Linked DNA regions of Homo sapiens: region 2 is linked to region 1. Evidence: read pairs that join two places in POLR2A ChIA-PET (ENCODE). Cell type or tissue: OCI-LY7. All regions are shown on one strand. Each heading gives the region's core, and the rest is flanking DNA. Links, peaks and the distances in the headings are about the cores only. Region 1 overlaps TFDP2 (transcription factor Dp-2). Region 2 has its middle 11 kb from the start of ATP1B3.

The links. Peaks named below come from ENCODE experiments on the same cell type or tissue, not always from the same donor. Only the 100,000 strongest peaks of a DNase experiment are listed, where the experiment ranks them.
Region 2: POLR2A ChIA-PET joins it to region 1 with 7 read pairs; 3 of 35 experiments call an interaction of 5 or more read pairs at or near these places.

Annotation. Positions count from the first base shown.
Region 1 is chr3:142,088,232-142,093,612 of GRCh38, forward strand. It overlaps TFDP2 (transcription factor Dp-2), which reads right to left. Exons shown (of 13, transcript NM_001178139.2): 3 at 4,830-4,896. Among named protein-coding and RNA genes, the nearest start is that of TFDP2, 59 kb to the right of the region's middle. In OCI-LY7, for the core only: no CTCF peak of the experiment used is centred there; no DNase peak of the experiment used is centred there; H3K27ac peaks cover 3,451 bases.
Region 2 is chr3:141,862,973-141,868,353 of GRCh38, forward strand. It overlaps the pseudogene HMGN2P25. Among named protein-coding and RNA genes, the nearest start is that of ATP1B3, 11 kb to the right of the region's middle. In OCI-LY7, for the core only: no CTCF peak of the experiment used is centred there; no DNase peak of the experiment used is centred there.

The sequences.
Region 1 (5,381 bases), core at 317-5,316:
AATCTTTATATGTGTCTCACATCTATACTGTTTTCCCTTCTGTAGTACTGGCTGGATATAACGCAACCCTGGAGCAGTCCAGCTATCTTTTTTTTTTCTTTTTTCTCTTTTTTTTTTGAGACAGAGTTTCACTCTATCCCCCAGGCTGGAGTGCGGTGGCGTGATCTTGACGCACTGCAACCTCCACCTCCCGGGTTCAGGTGATTCTTGTGTCTCTGCCACCCGAGTAGCTGGGATTACAGGCATGCGCCACCACACCTGGCTAATTTCTGTATTTTTAGTAGAGACAGGGTTTCATCATGCTGCCTAGGCTGGGGGCTCGAACTTCCCAAAGTGCTGGAATTATAGGTGTGAGCCACTGCGCCAGGTCTTTTTTTTTTTCTTTTTTTTTTTTTTTGAGACAGGGTCATGCTCTGTCACCCAGGCTGGAATGCAATTGTGCAATCATAGCTCACTGCAGCCTCAAATTCCTGGACTCAGGAAATCCTTCCACCTCAGTCTCCCAGGGTGCTGGGATCATAGGCATGAGCTACTGTGCCCAGACCAGCTATCTTTCTTATCAGTGCTGCTGGACAAAAGTAGTCGACCTCCTGGATTTAATATCTTTTTTTTTTTTGACGGAGTCTTGCTCTGTCACCCAGGCTGGAGTGCAATGACGTGATCTTGGCTCACTACAACCTCTGCCTCCCTGGTTCAAGCGATTCTCCTGCCTCAGCCTCCCAAGCAGCTGGGATTACAGGTGCCCGCCACCATGCCCAGCTAATTTTTGTATTTTTTAGTAGAGACAGGGTTTCACCATGTTGGTAAGGCTGGTCTCAAACTCCTGACCTCAGGTGTTCCACCCCCCTCAGCCTCTCAAAATGCTGGGATTACAGGTGTGAGTCACTGCGTCCAGCAGGGTTTAAGATCTTTAACCTCAATTGAGTTCAGTGCTGCTCTAACATTCTACAATTTCTTTGTCAATGCTCTTGCATTTGTGCTTTCACCCTCTCTCCTCAGTAGAAAAAAAAAAAACATAAAGAACCCAATGGAAATTCTCGAACTGAAAAATGCAACGTCTGAAAAAAAAAATCACTGGCTAGGATTAATAGAATAGTGATAACTGAAAAAAAATAAGCTAACTTGAAGACAGATTAATGAAAATTGTCATATGTGAAGAACACAGAGGAAAAATGGTAGGAAAAAAATGAACCTAACTTCAGGACCTAACTTCAGGGTGTTGCAGGTAAGGGATTTGGGATTTTATTTTAATTTAAATAGGAAGTTGCTTAAAAGGGTTTAATTAGGCAGGGGAGTGACCCAGTAACTGCACTTCTGAGTACTTATCTTAATAAATAAAAAGAAACAAAAACTTAGCTGATTAAAGATTCATTATGATGTCCAACATCATAGGTTTATATCATATATAGAAATATATATGCATCATATATAACCAACAAAAAAGACAAATATCCAACAATAAGGAAATGAAAAAATGTTTAATAAATCATTACTCATAAGCACAATGAAACAGTATGAAGCTCTAAGAAAGGTATTTATAAATGTGAAAACATGCAAAGTGTGTTTTTTAGATTCAGTCAAAAAAGGAAAATAGACAACTATAATACTTACCAGTTTTATAACTTTAAAACATAGTTATATAAATAATTATGAAAAATTACAAAAAAGAAAAGGTTGTATTAGAAAGGCAGAATTTTTTTTCTATTTTTCAAAAGTTTCTATAATATCATTGCTACATCATCATTTCAATTAAGAAAAATACTTTTCTACATCTCACTTCCAATACAACTCTCATCTTGGGCCTGTAACAAATATTAACTGAATTTTACCAATTAAAAGAAATCTCTTCCAAATCTTGTTGGTTCACTTAATGTGAAGTTCCTTCTGCTGTTACTAGCTAACAGCTCAAAGAAGAGCAACAGTTTTCTTTTAAAACATATAATTATTTCAGCCAGGTGCAGTGACACATGCCTGTAGTCTCAGCTACTCCAGAGGTTTGAACTCCAGGAGTTCAAAACCACCCTGGGCATAGCAAAACCCTGTCTCAAAAACAAACACATGCATATAGCTATTTCAAAATCTGATCTCTCTAGTCCACTCTTAAATGATTCTCTGTCTTCCTCTCCATTTGTTCTATAAAGTTAAACAAACTGAGGTTTTACTCTGTAACTAAACTTTACTGGTGTTAACATCTGTCCAGGGCTAACATTTATAACTAGTACTTACCCTTCAGATGCCTATTCTACCATCAAAGACAATCTTTCTCACCTAAACCCCCATTCTCTTTCTTTGTCTTCTGTCTTTTGGAAGCATTTTTCTTTCTTTCTTTCCTTTTTTTTTTTTTTTGGAGACAGACTCTCATTCTGTTGCCCAGGCTGGAGTGCAATGGCATGATCTCAGCTCACTGCAGCTTCCGCCTCCTGGGTTCAAGTGATTCTCTTGCCTCAGCCTCCGCAGTAGCTGGGATTACAGACACCTGCCACCACACCTGGCTAATATTTGTACTTTTAGTAGAGACAGGGTTTCACCATGTTGCTCAGGCTGGTCTCAAACTCCTTACCTCAGGTGATCCGCCCACCTTGGCCCCCCAAAGTGCTGGGATTACAGGTGTGAGCGACCATGCCCAGCCAAAAGCATTTTTCCATGTCACTTTTCCCCTTTATGACTTGCTATCCTCTCTTTATTTTCAAGGTTGCTGCATCATTCCATTATTCTCATTATTGCAATACTCAATATGTCTTCCATGTCTACCAAGCTTGTTGTTCCCACTTCCTTCCCCTGACCTGATTACTACGTTTTATTAGAGCAGAGATTCCCAGTTACGTGTTGTGAATAAGCTATGGGTATACAAAAGAATGGAGTCCCTCAGCCCTCACGGCAGTCTGGAGTGGCCTCGGGCAGCTGAAGCTTTTAGGTAGCTTAATCCTGACCTTAAGCAGCCTTTTTGTTTAGCCCTAGTGCATCCCACAAATGTTATCATTTTCTATGAATGTTGTCATGTGGGAAAAAAAATGAGGAGCATTGAGGCTTAAAGTATCTCTTAAATGGCCTCATAATACATACCTTAACTCTCAGAATCATTCCCACAGACTATTACTATTATTAAGCTAGGCCAGGTGTGGTGGCTTAAACCTGGCCAACAAGGTGAAACCGTGGAAACCCTGTCTCTACCAAAAATACAAAAAGTAGCCAGGCATTGTGGCATGTGCCTGTAATCCCATCTACTTGGGAGGCTGAGGAAGGAGAATCACTTGAACCCGGGAAGTGGAGGTTGCAGTGAGCCAAGATCATGCCACTGCACTCCAGCCTGGGCAACAGAGTGAGACTCTGCCACCAAAAAAAAAATAAATAAAATAAGCTAGACATTTTTATATTGGAATATAGATGTCTCTAGCCTGCTCTCTAGAACAGTGGTCCCCAACCTTTTTTGGTACCAGGGACCAGTTTCGTGGAAGACAATTTTTCCATGGATGGGGGTGGAGAGAGATGGATGGTTTCAGGATGAAACTGTTCCACCTCAGATAATCAGGCATTAAATTCTCTAAAGGACTGCACAACCCAGATCCCTCCCATGTGCAGTTCACAATAGGGTTCGCCCTCCTATGAGAATCTAATGCTCACTTGCTGGCCGCTCACCTTCTGCTATGCAGCCTGGTTCCTAACAGGCCATGAGCTCACAGCCTGGGAATTGGGGACCTCTGCTCTAGAGTACGTCTCCCACCTTAGACATAAACCCTTTAAGGAAGCTGATGTTTCTCTCATAGCTATTTGTATTGTAATAGATCTTTTTCCTACAGTTTATAATGAAAAATTTCAAATACACACAAAAGAGAAAGGAAAGGAATAATGAAACCCCACAGAAATATTACCTAACTTAAACAAATAATCAACTTAAGACAATATTGTTTTATCTATAATACCACCCACTTTACCCTCCTTCTCCTAGTGGATTATTTTGAAGCCAATTCCAGACATCATATAATTTCATCCGTAGACATTTCAGCATGTATCTCTATATACCACAAGATATTGTTCAAAGAGACATATTGAAAGATACTGCTGGTTCCTGTGTAAGTTCTTGTACTGGTGGGTCAGAATACTTTTTTTTCTTTTGAGACAAGGTCTCATTCTGTCACCCAGGCTGGAGTACAGTGGCATGATTATGGCTCACTGCAGCCTCAACCTTCCAGGCTCAAGCAATCCTCCTACACTGGCCTCCTGAATAGCTGGGACTACAGGTACACATCACCATGCCCGGCTAAGTTTTTGTAAAGACAGAGTCTCACTATGTTACCCAGGCTGGTCTCAAACTCCTGGGCTCAAGTGATCCTTCTGCCTCGGCCTCCCAAAGTGCTGGGATTACAGGTGTGAGCCACTGCACCAAGCCAGTGGGCCAGATTTCTGATATAAGCATTCTTCCAGTAAGACATATATTAGTCAAAGAAATACACACATACACACGTATATAAAATATACAAAACACATATATACGTATTTTCTCTACTGTACTTCCTTACAACTTAAACCATTTGAAAGTAGGATTGTCAAACAAGAAAATCAAGAAAAAAGTGGTCTGAACAGTTTCAATTGTAATAAGATCATTGATAAGGGATCTTAGAGATCTCTTAGGAAAGAGAAAAATCACACACAAAAATCCTCCGTCTGTCAGAGGTAAATGACTTTCATACAGCACAAGTTATGTGGCATGGAACAACGTGCTAATATCATAAAATTATTATACATAAAGTAATTCATGTAGCTGCATATTTTACAAAACAAATGCAATAAAACTAACTTAATTCAGAAAAATTTTATTCAATAATCCTTACCTTTTGTTGGACTGAGATTCTGATCTATAAATCCTCTTACTTCTGCATTTGTGGAAGTCAAACCAACCTGAATAAAACCGTTTAAAAAGTTAAAAATAGAATATTAAGTAGTATGTGTTCACTTAACAAGCTATTTTATATCTTCCATCAGACATCCATATCAAATATATATAGCCACATCAAATGAATTAATTATATTAACCACAGGAGTATTATTTTAAAATGAAATGTTGACATATTATTTAAAAGGGGAAGAATATTGCCTGTAGTCCCAACTACTTGGGAGGCTGAGGTCGGAGGATTGCTTGAGCCTGGGAGGCAGAGGTGTTGCAGTGAGCTGAGATCATGCCACTGCACTCCAGCCTGGATGACAGAGTGAGACCCTGTCTCAAAAAAAAAAAAGGTGAGGGGAATATGAATTGTCCAGCTTAAGATAAAAATTAATGAAATACTATTACTTATGAGCAGAACTGAGATTTTACAGATTTTACTGACAGTTCTTTGAAAGCAAGTAAGTAATGTGGCAGCCATGAAGTTGCCAATAGATATTTC
Region 2 (5,381 bases), core at 63-5,062, 230 kb before region 1:
TAACGTCCAGAGTTTTCAGCAATATTCATCCCTGTAAATTTCCTTTTTTTTTTTTTTTTTTTTTGAGATGGAGTCTCACTCTGTCACCCAGGCTGGAGTACAGTTGGTGTGATCTTGGCTCACTGCAACCTCTGCCTCCCCAGCTCCAGCAATTCTCCTGCCTCAGCCTCCCAAGCAGCTGGGATTACAGGCACCTGCCACCATGACCGGCTAATTTGTGTGTGTGTGTGTGTATTTTTAGTAGAGACAGAGTTTCACCATGTTGACCAGGCTGGTCTCGAACTCCTGACCTCAACTGATCTGCCTGCCTCAGCCTCCCAAAGTCCTGGGATTACAGGCATGAGCCACCATGCCCGGCTGATTCCCTTATTGTATAAGTCAATTTAATTTTGCTTTCTGTTTTCTGCTATGGAAAAAATCATTGACTAATACAAGCTTATGTGATTTGCAGGTAGTTGAAACATAATATGTATTCATGGATATTTCTTAACTCCCAAACCAACATTTAACCAAAAGATAATTTTCCTCATAATATTCCCAGTAAGGTAGAGTTATGTACTTGTATACAATGCATTAGAGATAGTGATTTGTGTAAAAGTAATTAAGCTACAGTCTTAGAGTGAGTCAGTTGCAACACAATAACTAGAATCAAGGAACTTGAATTCCCATGCCCCTGGAGACATTATCAAGTCTCTTAGGAAATATTGTTGTGATATTGCCTAGACATTTAAATTTTCCCTCATGTTCTTCTTAATAAGATTGTGAAAGGTAGTTCCTGTTTCAAAGAACATAGTCACTTCTCTGACACAATTATTTTCCACTAAAAACAAAACGTCAAACTGAAAGGAAAAGGAATTATTTAAATAATGTTAAGTCAGTTATTTCTCTTTTTTTCCCCAAGCCAAACTGTATCCAGCTTTATAAAAGATACTTTCCATAAACAATCATGGTATTTCAGGCAGGACATGGGCAGACAATCGTTACCGGTATACAACTTTCTTGTTTTTTTTTTTTTCTTTTTTTTTGAGACGGAGTCTTGCTCTGTCGCCCAGGCTAGAGTACAGTGGCGCAGTGGCACGATCTCGGCTCACTGCAACCCTCCGCCTCCCAGGTTCAAGTGATTCCCCTGCCTCATCCTCCCGAGTAACTGGGATTACAGGCACCTGCCACCATGCCCAGCTAATTTTTTGTATTTTTAGTAGAGACAGGGTTTCACAATATTAGCCAGGATGGTCTCGATCTCCTGACCTCGTGATCTGCCTACCTCGGCCTTCCAAAGTGCTGGGATTACAGGTGTGAGCCACCGTGGCCAGCCTACAACAACTTTCAAACTCCCTTCTTTAATGGATTACCAAAACCCAGGAAGTCACTATAAAACCCAATGAAGTCTTCATTCGATGCTCTCAATGGGAAGAGTATAGAATGAGGGTTGACATTTCACATTTAGCATGTTGTTTAACAGCTTTTCATGAGTCAATCCTGACTTTCAGGAAGTGAAATGCAAATGGCAGAATTTATCTGAAGATCCACAATCTAGAAACGGAACCACTGCTCTTTTGAGGGGTGCCATCTCACTGGCATCACTGGAAAGTCCAGATTGCCTCATACACTGGTAACCAATAATTGGGGGTCAGGTCCCAACAGATGTCTGGGTTTAAGGGAGTTAAGCCTACGCTGAAAGGTGGAAAGGGAGAAGAGGACACAAAAACGAATTTGTTTTTCTATAACACAAGGCTTTTTTGCCAAGGGGCCATCTGTGTCAAAGTCAGGGAATCCCTCCTCCTGGGAGCCAAGAGGAAGTCTCTCAAAACTAGGAGGGAAAGGTGTTTTCCCCACATCAATCCAGCTTCAGAGACATTCTGTTAGGGACATATGCCCCACCCCCTAAAACAATGAAGTGTTCTGTGTGCTAACAACAAAGCTTTAAGAAAAAAAGCAAAACAAAATTCTGCATTTTTATAAAACTTGATTAAAAAATAGTATTTCAAACTGTACAGTCACCAGAAGTACACAGTTATCAAAAATGCAGACACTTCACTTGGCATCTCCAGGACTTTCAGCTTTCTGTGCCTGGTCTGTTTTGGCAACTCCATTTTCTGCAGGGTTATTCCCCTCCTCGCCAGCATCAGCTTTTCCCTTTTTCCCTTTGGGTACCTTCTCTCCCTTTTTTGCAGGGGCCTTTTTAGGCTTGGGCTCTGGCTTTGGAGGAGCAGGCTTAGCAGACAACCTCACGGATCTTCTCTGTGGTTCGTCCTTCACCTTGGCTTTATCTCTTTTAGTATCCCCTTCAGCCTTTCTCTTGGGCATGGTGGCAGCGCTGGCGGGACGTAGGCGCGGGGCGTGGGATGCAGTGGGGTGCAGGCTTTGGTTGGTCTGGGGGTCTTTCTCGCCTCTTCATACTGCTCCATCAGTTATTTCTTAATAAAATCAGATAACACAATCCTGGCAACTAGGAAATTGAATTTAAATTTTGAATTGCTCCAACTTTCCCCTAAGCATTGTCTAGCAGACACACCAGAAGCCCATGACTTGTTGGAATAGAAAGAATGAGTTCTGATCACTATGTTTGAGACATCTTTGTTCACATAAAGATGGAATGCAAAAAGATAGGTCCTACTTTTCTTTTAGGCTACATTTCCTTATTCATAGAAGGATGCCCTAGACTCCAGGATATGGAAAGTATTTTCTTTACCTCCATTATTCTGGACCAATGAGGGACTTTTAAAATCATAGACTATCTAAAGAATCATGATTGGCCGGGCACTTTGGGAGGCCAAGGCAGATGGATCACTTGAGCTCAGGAGTTCAAGACCAGCCTGGGCAACAAGGCAAGACCCCCATCTCTACAAAAAAAAAAAAAATACAAAAAAATTAGCCAGATCTGGTGGTGCACACCTGTAGTCCCAGCTACTTGGGAGACTGAGGTGGGAGGATCACTGGAGCCTGGGAAGTTGAGGCTGCAGTCTGCTGTGATCATGCCACTGCACTCCAGTCTGAACAATAGCGTGAGACCCTGTCTCAAAAAAAAAAAAAATCATGATTTTTCAGGTTTACAAAAGTATATTTTAGACTTTTTTTTTTTTCAGATGGAGTTTCACTCTGTCACCTAGGCTGGAGTGCAGTGGCGCAATCTTGGCTCACTGCAACCTCTGCCTCCCAGGTTCAAGTGATTCTCCTGCCTCAGCCTCCCCAGTAGCTGGGATTACAGGGGCCCACCACCACACCCAGCTAATTTTTGTATTTTTAGTAGAAATGGAATTTTGCCATGTTGGCCAGTTTGGTCTGGAACTCCTGACTTCAGGTGATCAGCCCACCTTGGCCTCCCAAAGTGCTGGGATTACAGGCATAAGCCACCGAGCCCCGGTAATTTTTTTAAAATACTGGTATTTAACGTATGGAGAGTTTGAAAATTTTGATCAAATTTGATAGTGAGTTTCTGAGTTAAAGAAATGGCACAGTACATGGGCATATTGCATGACAGTGAGGTTAAAAATAGAAAAATAAAAAAAAACAGCACAGAATAACAGAAAGAAAGCCTCACTAGGAGCTGAGCACTCTGGTCTCATTTTATGCATCTCATTGAGTTTCTGTGTAGACTCAGTTTCTCAGCCCCTCTGGGCCTCAGTTTCCTCATCCATGAACAGAGGGGCTTAAACCAACTCATCTGGAGGAACCCTTCCCTGAGGATCTAGGAGTGGGTAAGACATGCTTAACCTACTACCATGTTAAGAATCACAATGTGAGCGAAAAGCTACACATCCTTGGTAGCTTTTCTTCATGCTGACAATCAGAAATAAATTGTTCTTCAATTATGACAATCAGAAATAAATTGTCGAGTTTAGGATGATAAGACTTTTGAAGGATTCTTGAATAGGGAATCAAATGCCTCAAATTTGGCAAGAGCATTTGAGTTTTATCCAAAAAAAAAAAAAAAAGCCTAGGGCTATTTTTTTTTCTTTTTTTGAGACAGAGTCTCACTCTGTCACCCAGGCTGGAGTGCAGTGGCACAATCTCAGCTCACTGCAACCTCTGCCTCCCAGATTCAAGTGATTCTCCTGCCTCAGGCACCCGAGTAGCTGGGATAAGAGGTGCATGCCACCACACTCGGCTAATTTTGTATTTTCAGTAGATACAGGGTTTCACCATGTTGGCCAGGCTGGTCTTGAACTCCCAACCTCAGGTGATCCACCCCCCTCAGCCTCCCAAAGTGCTAGGGTTACAGGTGTGAGCCACTGCGCCTGGCCCTAGGGCTAACTTTTGAGACTCAAATACCTTCAAGATGCTGTAAAACACTGATAAATCTCAAGAGGCAACTTAGGGAAAAACAAAACCAAAAACAAACAATGATGAAGCATAAGACATCATTCTTTGGTGTGCTTTGCCCCTCCAGAAGGAAATTCTTTCTGGCCCATCTTGAGTCAGTGCTCTTCACAAAAGAAGTAAATAGAAAAACTGTAGTATGTATTATTTCAGAATATTACAGGCCCAAGGGGCCTGATAATTTAATAGATACCTTCATTTTAAATTTCACATTTGAGGCCAGGTGCGGTGGCTCACACCTGTAATCCTGGCACTTTAGGAGGCCGAGGCAGGCGGATCACAAGGTCAAGAGATAGAGACCATCCTAGCCAACATGGTGAAACCCCATCTCTACTAAAAATACAAAAATTAGGAGTTCAAGACCAGCCTGGGCAACATAGCAAGAACTCATCACTGAAAAAAAAAAAGTATAAATGAAGTCAAAACCAAAACTGGATGTGGTGGTGTGCGCCTGTAGTCCAAGCTACTTAGGAGGCTGAGGCAGGAGAATCACTTGAACCCAGGAGGCAGAGGTTGCAGTGAGCCGAGATCACACCACTGCTCTCCAGCCTGGCGACAGAGCGAGACTCTACCTCAAAAAAAAAAAAAAAATTCACATTTGAGGGAGTCTGTGCAAGCCTACTCTGGCTCAGGAAGCTGCTTGATAATAATAAATAATAATAATATTTCAAATTTGAGTTAAATTTGCAGATTGTTCTGTAACTGAAATATTAATCAAAAGTAAATCAAAACTCATTGGAGATTGATATCTTAATCCCTTCTATAATTAAAAATAATTTTGTGTTTTTTGACACAGCTCTGTGGGGTTTAAAAATTATATTTTTATTTAGGTGGAAAAATCAATATAAAATACTAAGTATATAGTATATAAGAGTCCATAGCTACTGTGGTTTTGGCTTCATTTATACTTTTTTTTTCAGTGACGAGTTCTCACTATGTTGCCTAGGCTGGTCTTGAACTCCTGAGCTCAAGCAATCCTCCTGTCTCAGCCTCTCAAAGTGTTAGGATTACAGACATGAGCCACCCTGCCTGGCCCCATTTATACTTTTTAATGAGAAGAG